2 separate regions of the Mus musculus genome follow, and region 2 is linked to region 1. Evidence: chromatin contacts called from ENCODE POLR2A ChIA-PET data. All regions are on one chromosome and are shown on one strand. Each heading gives the region's core, a stretch centred on a gene start or an enhancer-like site at or near the end of the contact. The rest is flanking DNA. Distances are from core to core; before and after follow the strand shown.

Region 1 (6,373 bases), core at 586-3,085:
AAACCTCAGGTCCACTTTGGATTGTATGGTCCCTTGTCCGCCCAGCTGCCATCCCAAGCACAGGCGCCAGGCCCACCTGGTATCCCTGAGGCTCCAATCAGGGACCCGCTCCATAAAGAGTACACACCGCAGCTGCAGAGCTGTCTTCAGCCCTGGGGACAGGAGCCTGGAATTCCAGAGATCCTGCAGATTCTGAAAGGACAAGATGGAGGGAGGGAGGGAGGGAGGGAGGGAGGGAGGGAGGGAGGGAGGGAGGGAGGGAGGGAGGGAGGAGGCCACCGGAACTGGAGCAGACTCCTAGATGCTGGATTACCAGAGGTGCCAGAAGGGAAGAGGAAGCCATTTTAAGGGGACTTGGTCTTTTGTTCCACCCTCAATCCCCCAGTCTGAGATTCTGCCACTCAAATTTGTGTACCTCTCTCCTTTCCTTGTCCCCTGTGGCTTCCGGGTTTTATCTTTTTCCACCTTTACAGCCTTGTCCAGGCCTGTCGGGTTGAAGGCCAGAGGTCAGGTTCTGGAGCACTGTGGTTAATGAGTAACTCTGACCCCCAAATCAACAGACCACCGCAGACGTCAAGTCAGGAGAAAGATACGTGTAGGCTAGCCACTCCAGAGCCGTACAGCTGCCTGACCACACAGGGAAAACAGACCACAAGCCCCTTAGCCGGGGGACTTCTGGCTGTCAGCCCGGGTGTGGCCTGCCGCCCGCCCCACTGCCTAGCTGAGCTCAGCGTGACTCAGCAGAACTGGCCTTGCTACCCCTTCCACTAAGGGCCTCAGCAGCACATTCTTCCTGCTCCGCGTGGCTCCCTTGACCCATCTTACTGTTTCTTCCTTTAGCCCCTTTTCATGATTGGGCTCGTTTCCCTTTGCTCTCTTCCCAGGCTTCTGAGATTAGACCCTGGTATGAGCCCGTCCTGTCCTCAAAAGTCCAGTTGGGCCTTGCATGCCCCAACTGTTCTGCGTAAGACTGACTGTCTGTTTCTGGGTCCTGAGTTCTTGCTCTCCCTAACTCTCGGGCCTTTTGATTCCAAAAGAGCAACCTGCAAGGAGGCTTCTGGACCAAACTCCAGGAAGGAGCCCAGCAATTCTCCAAGCGCCATCATGCGTGTCTGTTTCTAGAAAGACAGGTTCACTGACACAGACCCAGACAGACAGGCTGACCAGAACTCCAAAGTCCTGTCTGGGCCTCCACATGTCACCTTCCAGAGCACCCGAGGGAGGTGCACACACGGTAACCCAAGGCTCTCTGCCCACTCCAAGCCCTCAAAGGGCTTCACGACCTCCTGGGTTACAGAAAACAGAAAAACAAGCAAACAATCTTAGTTCCTATGGTGAACCTAAAACCCTATACTTCTGGGCATCCCTTCCATTCCCTCAAGGAGATCTCTAGAATCTTTGGAATACCAGACTTCCTCATGACGTGACATATCCCTTCATTGTGTGCAATTGGACATATGGAGGTTCCCTTTGCATTTACAGACATTACCCCACACTCAGCCCATCCCCAGATCCATGTTCTCAGGCCCCAAAATTCTCTTTTGTGAGACACCCAGAAAAGGACCTCGAAGTCATCCCCTCCCCAGGGTCTCAGTGACCCGGAGCCCAGAACCCTGCGACCCCTCCAGGTTGCGCCTCCGGATCCGGACCACCGCCCCTCCCCCAAGCCTCCATTTCACAAGGCCTCGCGCTCCAGTCCCGTGACTTCATCTCATGGGACTGGGTGGGTGGGGAGCGAGGTTCCCCTCAGCTCCGGATTGGTCAAGTATACTTTTCCGTCTCCGCCTCACGCCACCGCCGATTGGTTAGTCTCGGGCCTGGGGCACCCCTCCCTCCGGAGGGTCAACATGCTATAAAAGGAGCGCTCCTTGCCCGGGACTTAGAGCAGCGCCTTGGAGGTCCCGTGGATCTGTGTCTTGCTTCAACAGTGTTTGAACGGAACAGACCCGGGGATTCCCACTGTACTCGCTTCCAGCCGCCTTTACAAGTCTCTCCAGTCGCAGCCTCCGGGACCATCTCCTCGCTGCCTTCAGCTCCTAGGACCAGTCTGCACCGTCTCTTCGCGGTTAGCTCCTACTCCGGATCAGCCATGACCTCTCAGATTCGTCAGAATTATTCCACCGAGGTGGAAGCTGCCGTGAACCGCCTGGTCAACTTGCACCTGCGGGCCTCCTACACCTACCTCTCTCTGGTGAGCAGCTCGGGGTTGCCTTCTGAACGGGGGGGGGGGGGGGGGGTCCATCACACCCACCCTCCTGCGCATGCGCGGGCCTTCTTTGTTCCATGCAGGGCAGAGACTGTGCTCCGACCTCTCCCTCTCCCTGCGCGCTGTGTACATAGTAGTTTTGTCTGACTGGAACTCGCTGGGCAGACCGGGCTGCCCTCGAAATCTCACACGTACTGCCTCTACCTCTTGAGTGTTGCGATTGAAGTTTACAGTGTGAGCCGAGCCACCGCGTTCCGTTAACTCGTATTTGTAACCTCCCGCAGGGCTTCTTTTTTGATCGGGATGACGTGGCTCTGGAGGGCGTAGGCCACTTCTTCCGCGAATTGGCCGAGGAGAAGCGCGAGGGCGCGGAGCGTCTCCTCGAGTTTCAGAACGATCGCGGGGGCCGTGCACTCTTCCAGGATGTGCAGGTAAGAAGCGGGGGTATTGGGCACTACCGAGCATGTGCGTTTACTTGCCATCCCCATAGTTTGGGCATCCGGATAGACGTCTTGGAAGGGAGTGGTGGCAGGACTAGTGTAGACAATAGGAGTATGTAGAGCAACTAAACCCACCAGGATGTCAGAAACTGGAAAATGGGGGTAATTACAGAATACAGATGAGGACTGCTGGGCTGGGGAGAGGCGGTGTCTCTCTAGCTAGCATGGAAATCACAATGTAGACCAGGTTGCCTCCTATCAAGAGATCCTCCTGTCTTCTCGCCCAGTCTCTCAGTGGTGGGATTAAAGACAGTATCCCATTATTTTTCCCCACTGTGCCCACTTTTCCTGTGCAGTCAGTTTTATATTGGCTGGGTGAAGGATGTAATCTAGGCTTGATATTCTTGTGTGCAGAAGCCATCTCAAGATGAATGGGGTAAAACCCAGGAGGCCATGGAAGCTGCCTTGGCCATGGAGAAGAACCTGAATCAGGCCCTCTTGGATCTGCATGCCCTGGGTTCTGCCCGCGCGGACCCTCATGTAAGTACCTTGCTAATCATTTCTTCCCTTCTCTGACAAAACCTAGACTGTTGTGTGTTGGCTTTCAGCTCCCAATAATTTAATCCTCCTGCCTCCCGAGTGCAGATTGCAGAAGCACCACACACAGTACTGAGGACACACCTACCTACCTACCTACCTGCCCTTGAGGGCAGGATTTTTTTTTTTTAAAGCTTCCTGCTCACACCTGTCTCTTAGAACTCGGTGTCTGATGTCTCTTCCTTCCTTTACAGCTCTGTGACTTCCTGGAAAGCCACTATCTGGATAAGGAGGTGAAACTCATCAAGAAGATGGGCAACCATCTGACCAACCTCCGCAGGGTGGCGGGGCCACAACCAGCGCAGACTGGCGCGCCCCAGGGGTCTCTGGGCGAGTATCTCTTTGAGCGCCTCACTCTCAAGCACGACTAGGAGGCCTCTGTACCTTCCAAGGGGCTCCCCCCTCTGCTCTGCACCAGCCCGCCCTGGGACCTCCACCTGAATGAACCTCTCAAGCCACTAGGCAGCTTTGTAACCGCCCTGGAGCCTCTGTCAAGTCTTGGACCAAGTAAAAATAAAGCTTTTTGAGACAGCAGCTGGTGTTTTTTCTATATATGTGGGAGGGGTGCACGAGAAAGAAGAGGTTGGCTGTATGTACTCCTGTTTTTTGTGGGAACCCACATGTGATAACTTACAGCGATCTCTGTGTGGTAGTATCTGCCTTTTCATGTGGCAAATCCAGGTCGTAGGAGTCTGTAGCCTGTAGCAGTTTGCCAGTCCTTGGTTTATGTTACTGTGCAGGGAAGTGAAAAGGCTTAAACATCCAAGTTCAGAAATGAGTTAAACATACAAGTAGAAGGCCAGGAGGTGAGCAAGCTGAGCCCTGGGTGCTGGCTGAGCGAGGGTGGGGAGCCAGGGTGTCTTGCTGGATTCCGAACTAGATGCTGGGCCCATCAAAAAGAGGATGTGAAACTTGGGACCATTGCCCAAATGGGAACTAAACCATTGCAAAGGGGTTAGAAACATGGGAAGTTGGTGGGGTGGGGGGTGGAACACCGGACAATACTGCTGTGTCAGCTCACACTGGTTAAAACAAGTCCAAGGGTCGTATGAAGCCACATGATAGGCCCTTGGCTCAGTATTATGCCATGGCTCTGGGGAAGCAGTCATGTGGACAGGAAGATGACCCAGCACTACAGGTTTCTTCTAGTCAGGCCACTCCACCCCTAAAAGCATGAGATTGATAACGGGAGGGTTGGGGGTTAGAGCAGTAACTCCAGTCATGCACAGGTCACTGAGGCTAAGCAGGGAGAACCTGCTAAAGGGATTCTGGCAGCGATGTCCACGTGGGAAACAGCATTGAGAAGCAGGAACAAAGTCCTGCGGCTGGAATCCAGTTTCTCACTGTGTTGCGGGGACATTCTGCTTAGGGACATCTGTCCCGGGCTTTTCACTTTTTCAGGCTAGATCTCACCAATTGCTCAAGCTGGCCCCAGAAGCTCTAGTCCATGTAAGCTTTGAGCTTTGGGTCCTTTGACCTGTGCATTTGTGATTTCCCCAAGGGTCCCCCATGTCGGCCACCGTCTACCCAAGGTCACTGGGGCCAGTGTTTGCCACTTGGATCTCAAATCTAAGCAGTCAGATGTACCTTTCCTAACAACAGCACGGGGACCTCAGAACAGTAACCCAGATCTGCACAGAGTAGAAGTCTATGGAGCTCGTAAGAGCAGAACCAAAATCTGGGGGAAGCTGGCACTCCTGGTAATGCCAGCTCTTGAGAGGCTGAGATAGGACTGCTGTGAATTTGAACCATCTGGGGGGGGGGGGGCAAGGCAAGATCCTATCTGTAAAAACTAAAATACAGGACTGGGGAAGCAAGAGAGACCCACCACACCACAAGAGCTTATGTCCAGCCACAGTTGGCATTCTTAAATACAGGTGTATTTTCTTTTTTTTTTTTTCATCTCTAGACACACTCCAATCACACACCTTCTGCCCTCCCCCTCCCAAATGCAAACCAAAGGCACTGGGCCAGACACAGCACACGTGAGGAGGGGCCCGCCCATTCACTGAAGCTTGCAGGCAGAAAGGCCTCGAGGTACATGTGGGGCTTCAAGAAGCCGGTGGGCTCGGTTTTGTATCAGGAAAGGGGACCGGGGTGCAGCACAGTGACAAAAGACTCCTGATTCAGCCACTGGGACCCAGAACCCAGTGGTTTCACAGTGGGCTGAGCACTTGTGGGGTTGACAGACATTCTGCCCTCAATGGAGGCATTCCCTAGAGGGGACACTGGACCAAGGAAAAGAAGGTCTGGTCCAGAAAAAAGGCAGAAAGGTGTCTGGTCCAACTCCGCATGCTCCTTTGAAGAACACACCCAGGGAGGCCAACCTTGCAGCATGTCCCAGCATCGCAGTCGTGGGTTGAAATGGAGGACCGTGAGCATTCCACCACCTTTACTTTGCTTTTGAGACAGTGTCTCATGTTGCCCAGTTTGGCCTTGAACTCCCTATGTAGCAGAGGATGATGGCCTTTAACTCTTGATCCGTCTACCTCTACCTACCGAGTGCTGGGATTACAGATGTGTATCACCGCACCAGGTTTATGAGGTTCTAGAGTTAGATCCCAGGGCTTCGGGCATGCTAGACAAGCAATCTGTCGACAGAGCTACTGAGCTACCTTGCAGGCTGATTTTCAATTATGTTAATCCCTGAAATGTCCTAACTCTGAACTTGGCTGATTCGGGAAGCCACACAGAATCCAACATGAGGTGGTCCCAGAGGCAGGCCTGAGCAAAGCATACTCTGTATGATTATAGGATCAAACGAAGAAGCCACAGCCTGGAAGCCAATAAACCAGGTGTCCTAAAACCTCTGGCATTGAAAAACAATGGCAGATGCCTGGCCTCTGGGACCCAGTCTAAGCCTGGAGACTCCAGATCAGTGCACAAAGAATGCATCCTGCAATCCAAGAAAGGCACGGCGGCGTGGAGTGCGGGAACTCCAAGATTGGAGCTCAAGGGCTGGAGTGTCTGAAACAGAGGTTAGGCTATGGACCACACTGGGTAGGGGTCCCACTCAAGAGTCTGGAGTGGGGTTCAGGCACCCTCCCATCTGCATAGGCCCTCTGCGAGAGGAGCACTGGACAGGCAGGGAATGGGATGGGGGTGGGAGCTTAGTTGCGCTCCTCACCCA
Region 2 (6,205 bases), core at 2,516-5,015, 180 kb before region 1:
CACAAGGCAAGGCAAAGGAGAACCACACTTGGGCGCTTGTCCTCCTGTCTAAACTTACCTTCTTTGGAGCCCTCCAAGGACAATATGCTGGCTCAGGGGACAAGACGCCAGGGCTGACAAGGAAAGAGGCAGGAACAGTGGGCAAAGCTGGAGCCAGAGCTGGGCCTGAGGCTGAGATCCATGGATCTGAATCAGAGGCTGAAGAGATAGAGGAGGATCCTGAAGAGGCCAACAGACAGCTGGCTAGCTAGGGTGGAGAGATGCCAGGGGGAAAGGAGGGCTGGCCGAGAGCAGGAAGCAGAACCCAAACTGTCCCGCTGGGCTCCCTGGGTACCCAGACTTTCACATTTTTGAGAAAGGAAGAGCATTTTGTACTTAGTCTGCAAAGGGTCCGTTTGTTTAGGATCACAGATATCTAGCATATCCCTGGGACAGGACCGGGTGATATCTGTATCCCCTGACTCCAGGGAAAAGGACACGTCCAAAAGCTATATTCAGACACTGATTGTGGAAGAGGCTGGAATACCTGACTCCATCCAGGAAACGTTAGGGTATCTGGGGTGGGATAGCTGAGCAATAGGAAACAGAGCCCAGTGGGTGGGGGAAATGACAGGCTGGGGTTTCGCTCTCGCTCTCGTGGGGCTGGACATGCATGCTCTTTGGGGACTGAGGCCACCATCCCCTCCCCTTGGGGGCCCACACTTACTGCAGTCTTGATTCCGTCTGTGGATCCGAAGCTGCAGGACTAAGGAAGGAAAAGGGAGGTGGGACAGGGAAAGCGGGAAGGGAGTGTCCAGAGCCTGACTTGGCTGGTGGGTGGGAGCTGCAGTTGTTGGCGGGACACACGTGCCCAGCCCAGCCCCTTTACGTTCCCCGGGCCGGGCGGGTGGGCAGGCAGCCTGCTCCCTCTCCCTTCCCAGGGCCTCTTGCCTGCTCCTGCCAGCTAAGCATCTTGGGCCAGAGCCACTCCTGAGACTGTAAGCTAGCCAGCCTCAGCCGAGAGGCAACCATGCTCCTGGCTCCACCTGCCACTTCAGGAGTCTGTGACCACCCTGGCACAGTCGCCATCTTGCCAACCTGACTCATCAACCTCTCACTTCCTTTTATCCACGCACCCCTTTGCCCCTCGAATTCCCCACAGCCAGCACCCTGCAAACTAAACCCTGGAGCTCAAATCTCTCTGGACTCTAGTTTGCACTACAACTTTACATGACTTCCCACCCCAACTTACTCTTGCTGGCATGCACCCACAGGAATGTCACTCACATGTTCAAGACTTGACCCTCAGTTTGGGGGCAAAGAGTTTCCAGTGCACATTTCTGCTCCTCTCTGAGTGTTCAGAACTCTTTGCATTGGCAACAAATCCTGGCTAATGACATTTTCAAGGCTTGATAGCTCTTGGTCCCCCTGCCACACACACATGCACTTCAGGTCTCAGTTTGCTCCTCTGCTTTGCCTACAGGTCAGTTTAAGTCCTTTGCAACATATGCACTCTTGGGTGTCACCACCTATGGCTTAGCAAGCCATGTGCACATTCATCTACTACTCCACTCCATAGCACAAGTGACATTGTATGTGAACACCACTGGTCGATTCACGCATGCCAGAGAATCATGTTACTGGGACCCTGGGCCCTGGCTCCGGGACCCCTCCCCACATGCATAGAGACAAGCAACCTCTCACCAGAGCGGAACTTGGAACGGATGATTTGGGAGCGCTGGGAGGAGGCTGCCAGGGTCATTGCCAAGGCTGAGGTGGAGACCTGGACAGAGGAAGCCAGAGCCACCAGAGCGCGGCAGGGTCAAAGTGGATGACGGGAGGCTGCCATTGGGGGAATTTTGGAGACAGTGTGAAAGGTTAGAGACAAAAGTACTGGGCCAGATCAGCTCTTTTGGGGGATGACTGGTCTCTGGGCCCTTGGGTCTGAGAAAGGAGGGCTGGTCCTGAACCTCCGGGTGTGAGAGACACGGGCTGGGGCCTGGAGCCCTAGGACTGAAGAAAGGTTGCGGCCTGGAGTTCTGGCTGGAGGGAGAAGTACTTGGGCATGGACTGCTGTGTCTGTAGAAGGCTTTGGGCCTGGAGTTCTGAGTCGGAAGCAAAAGGGCTGGGTCTAAATCCCTGGATCTTGGCGGTACAGGAAGGACCTGCGTCATGGGCTCCTGCATCTAAGAGGGAGAGCATTGGAATCTGGAGTTCTGGGCCTTTGAAAGTGCAGGAAGCAGTCGTCTGGAGTCTGAACCCTGAAGGAGGAGGAGATTAAGGACGAGAACTGCATGCTGTTAGGGACTAGAATCGAAGATTCTAGGACAGACGGGAATCAAAGAATATGACAAGTGTCTGGGAAACATAGGGGTCCCTGAAACAGAATGGGTTGAGTGTCATGCACGGGGCTCTGTGGGAAAGATATTGGGACCAGAAGGGGGAACCAGAACGGAGAATGAAGGGTAAAATGAAAAAAAAAAATCCCCATATCTACCCCAGGGGCTTCTCACCAGGTAGGCTCCTCTCAGCTACTCAGCTGTGCCTTGAAGCGGGTGGAGTCTCCCGGATTAGGCTGGAGACCTTAGGCTCCACCCCACAAGCCTTGGGCCGCCCTCGACTCCCCTTTCTAGGGCGAGTGGGAGTCAAGAGAGCGAGCCTTGGATCAGAAGCCCTGCAAGGACCCAGAAAAGGGGCGGGACACACACGCCGTGAGGACCGGCCTGGCTCACTTCGAGGGTTCCCTTACTATCTCCTCCCCCGAGTCCCGAGCTGTGGGTTGGGTGGAGCGGTCACTGGCGACAGACAGGAGCAGGTGCAGAGAGAGGGACCCGGGTGAGCAACAGCGGCAGGTGGTCGTGTTCAGACCCTGCCGGCAGGTGCCACCTGTTGGTTCTTTTTTTCCTGACACAGCAGTAGGAGTCAAGTTCAGAGGAGGGGAAAGTTCAAACATGAGGCCCAGACTCCTAGTTCTAAAAAGGAAGGGGGCAGAAGTCAGGACTCTGGGTCTGAGGGTGGTGGACGGAGTCTTAGGCCTCTGGTATGGGAGAGGAGAGCTGAGGTTTGCATTCTTGGATCTGATGGAATAGGACTAGTACCCGAGAGGTGCTGGGTGTTGGAAGTCAGCGGTGTGCACAGTAGGCAGACAGCATCGGAAGGACTGGGGGGAGAAAGCTAAAGTTTGGACTTTGTAGGTAAGAGGGAGATGGTGATGACCTGTTCTCACTGGTAGTACATGGGGTCTGATATTCAGAAGAACATGGTCCAGGCTGTGTTCCGAGTTGTGTGACAGTGCTCAGTACTACAGGGTCACATTTCGTGCTAGAGGGCAAGCTGAGGCCATGGCTAGAAATATCTCCCCAAACTCGGCAGACGCCCAACGTTCCAAGCACAGTCCCTGGCACCTTAAAAAAAAATCTTTGCTAAGGCCCCCAAATCTTGACAAGTGAGGTCAATACCACAGATATTTTTATTACTTCTTGGCATTCACATCCCAAGCCCATCTTCCCACTGTCCCATCGTCTACCAACCCAACAACTCAAACTCTCAGCCGTCTACGCAGGGAAAACTACAACTCCCAAAATGCTCTACGCCCAGGCGGGCTCCCTTTTAAGAAGCGATGCAGTTTCAAGCTGCGCGCGTTCCTTTCTCATTGGTTTTCAAGGTGTCGAAGCCACCGGGGGTCCATGGCGATGATTGGCTGGCAGCTCCTGCTGTTCAAGATCCCAGAGGAGGCGACGGAGCCTGCGCAGTTCTCTATGCAATGCGTCATCTGTCACAGGGCCGGTGAGGCGCAGGCGTGAGCTGCCCAGGGGCAGGATGAGCGGAGGGTGCGAGGAAAAACTTTCAAAGATATCCCCTGTGAGTACGAGGAAAACCGAATTAAAAACTCAGCATGAGTGTGAGGTGGTCTATCTCCTTAAGTAAGAAACGATGAGACTGGGTTCCCTGTGTTTCAAAGGATGACGGGAATTTTAGCTAAAACGTGTGTGTGGGGAGGGGGGAGGAGGTGACACATAATCCCGGCACTCTGGAGGCAGAGGCAGGTGGATCTCTTTGAGTTCGAGGCCAGCCTGATCTACAGAGTTACAAGACAGCCAGGGCTACAGAGAGAAATCCTATCTTGAAAAGCCAAGAAAACTAGGGAAAAAAGGCCCATTACCAGGAAAATAGGGTCCCAGGTACCCTGGAACCTTGAGGATGGGCTGGGGAACCTTGGGAGATTTCTGAGGATTGAGAAACCTATCCCTCTGTTAGTTGGGTTAGGGCAAGAGATGTGGAGAGACGAGGCTAAGAGATTAAGTCTAAGTAAAAAAAACAATGAAATGTTTGAACTCTTCTTAACTTACTGAAGGGGACCGCAAAGTAAGCAAGCCCTGCTACTGTTATAATTGCAGCCAGTCTTTAAGCCCTTCAGAGAGGGCATCTGAACCCTGGGAACTGAAAGTGGGAAGGGCTGGGAACAGGGACTCTTAGGTCTCAAATAAAGAAGACATCTCAATGTTCGTTAGCCCGGATCTGCACACCTGTGTCCACAGCATCCCGCTCTGCAGGTGGTGGGTCCCAGGCTGGTGGGGGACCACGGCCAGGACCCAACTGGTAGTGGCTGAGGAGATGGTGGAGCTGAGCTGGAGTCAGGGTGGGGTAGTCAGTCCGTAAGCTGCTCCATGAAGCCTAGGGGAAGTCCCCAAGTTAGACGTCTGTGGTCACAGCTGGGTCCCATAGGGCAGGCCAGCCATCCCAGTTTCTTAGGAGGTTGAGGCAAGAGGATTCAAAGTACAAGGCCAGGTTGGGAAACATGGTGAAACTCTTATCTCAAAATTAAAAAGTAAAAAGGGGTCTTGGAGATGCAGGTCAGCGGCAGTGTTTGCCTGGCATATGCAACTCTCTGGGTTCAATCCCCAGTACTGTAATAAGATAGAAATCAGTGAAGTGAAGGGCCTGGGGTGAAGGCTTAGCAGTTAAGAACAATTGCTGCTCTTGCAGAGGACCCAGCTGAGAACTAGTTTGCTTCCCAGCACCTACGTGGCCTGTAAGTCCCATTTCAGAAGAGCTGCCCTCCACTTCTGGCACGTCATGGTCATGGTGCACATATATACACGTGCAGACAAAAGTAGAGGCCTAGTGTGCTCGTGACCACCTTTAGTCCCAGCAACTCAGAAGACAGGGGTAGGTGACTCATTTGTGAGCTCAAGGCCAGACTAGTGAATTCCAGGTCAACCAGAGCTACACAGCAAGACCAAACAAACAAACAAACAAATGTGAGCTACCTGATTCAGTTTTCTCATCTGAAGAAAACTATTGATAATCTACTTTGAATGGGGGGTGTTTGTTGACATTATCATCACCGTTCCCATCATGCAACCAACGAATGATAACCAGCATTTTCCTCTGTCTCAAACCAGAATTCTGACTCAACGCATCTAAGAAATGGAGCATAGAAAACTCTTTCTAGCAAGTTCGGAGTCAGAAGCATTCAGCATCCATGTTCAGTCACTCTTGACACCGACTTCTGCGGCTGCCAGTGGCCCGTCATGGTGTCTAAGTCATCTCACGGGCTGGAGATGACTCGGGGTCACAGAGAGGCTGAGTACACAGAGCCGGGATAGAGATTCAAAAGTCAAAGTCATACAAAGCCGACCAAGAGTCACCTTGAGCAGGGAGGTGCGGGGCACACATAGCAGGTTCACAGCAATGGAAAGTTTCCGGAAGAACTCAGTGGCAATGTCACCCAGCCCGGCCCCCTGAAGCCAATCCAACACAAGATCCAAGTTGGTTCTGATTTGGACGGCTCGAGACCATTGATAGAAAGGTCGGCCTTGACCTGTGTAGGAAGAAATGAGAGGCGTTGAATGAAGCTACTTCCCAGGCAAAGCCACCCAACGCTGAAGCCTGAAGCCTGGCTTATGTCTGCCTGGATTAGGTCTGGATAGCTCCTGGCTCCTCCCAACACAACCCTCACCTCGTTCCATCAGTGAGTTGAGAAGGGATGCATTGGAGAAGAAGAACAAATAGCCAAAAGTCTGGGACACGAGGTCGGGATGCAGCTCACACTGACTGGTCAGTTCTAGAGCTGCCTGGAACACACCCAGAGTAGGCCTGAGCCCAGGCGGCATGGCCTCCAGCTCTGCGCCAGGCCCTGGCAGCTCTGCTCCAGCTGTGAAAGGGTTACTGTCCAGGAGAGCTGGCAGTGTTGAATAAAGAGTCTGGGGGAGGAAACAGGCAA

Evidence for each region. ChIA-PET counts read pairs that join two places held with the same protein, here RNA polymerase II (POLR2A).
Region 2: POLR2A ChIA-PET joins it to region 1 with 11 read pairs in embryonic stem cell. The contact joins the promoter of A030001D20Rik here to the promoter of Ftl1 in region 1. POLR2A ChIA-PET finds 5 or more read pairs at or near these places in 4 of 5 experiments (Patski and embryonic stem cell).

What each region holds. Positions count from the first base shown.
Region 1 is chr7:45,455,348-45,461,720 of GRCm38, reverse strand. Ftl1 (ferritin light polypeptide 1) reads left to right here and starts at 1,835. Exons shown (of 4, transcript NM_010240.2): 1 at 1,835-2,191; 2 at 2,491-2,637; 3 at 3,061-3,186; 4 at 3,438-3,777. The coding sequence starts at 2,090. The coding sequence ends at 3,614. It overlaps Gys1 (glycogen synthase 1, muscle), which reads right to left. Exons shown (of 16, transcript NM_030678.3): 16 at 5,104-6,373. The coding sequence ends at 6,354. Bax (BCL2-associated X protein) reads left to right here. Exons shown (of 6, transcript NM_007527.3): 6 at 1-26.
Region 2 is chr7:45,636,318-45,642,522 of GRCm38, reverse strand. It overlaps A030001D20Rik (RIKEN cDNA A030001D20 gene), which reads left to right and starts at 3,765. Exons shown (of 2, transcript NR_152217.1): 1 at 3,765-3,840; 2 at 5,385-6,205. Rasip1 (Ras interacting protein 1) reads right to left here. Exons shown (of 12, transcript NM_028544.1): 9 at 5,942-6,185; 10 at 5,631-5,803; 11 at 4,506-4,653; 12 at 3,431-3,838. The coding sequence ends at 3,639. Mamstr (MEF2 activating motif and SAP domain containing transcriptional regulator) reads right to left here and starts at 2,546. Exons shown (of 10, transcript NM_172418.2): 1 at 2,493-2,546; 2 at 1,684-1,821; 3 at 707-745; 4 at 59-198. The coding sequence starts at 1,741.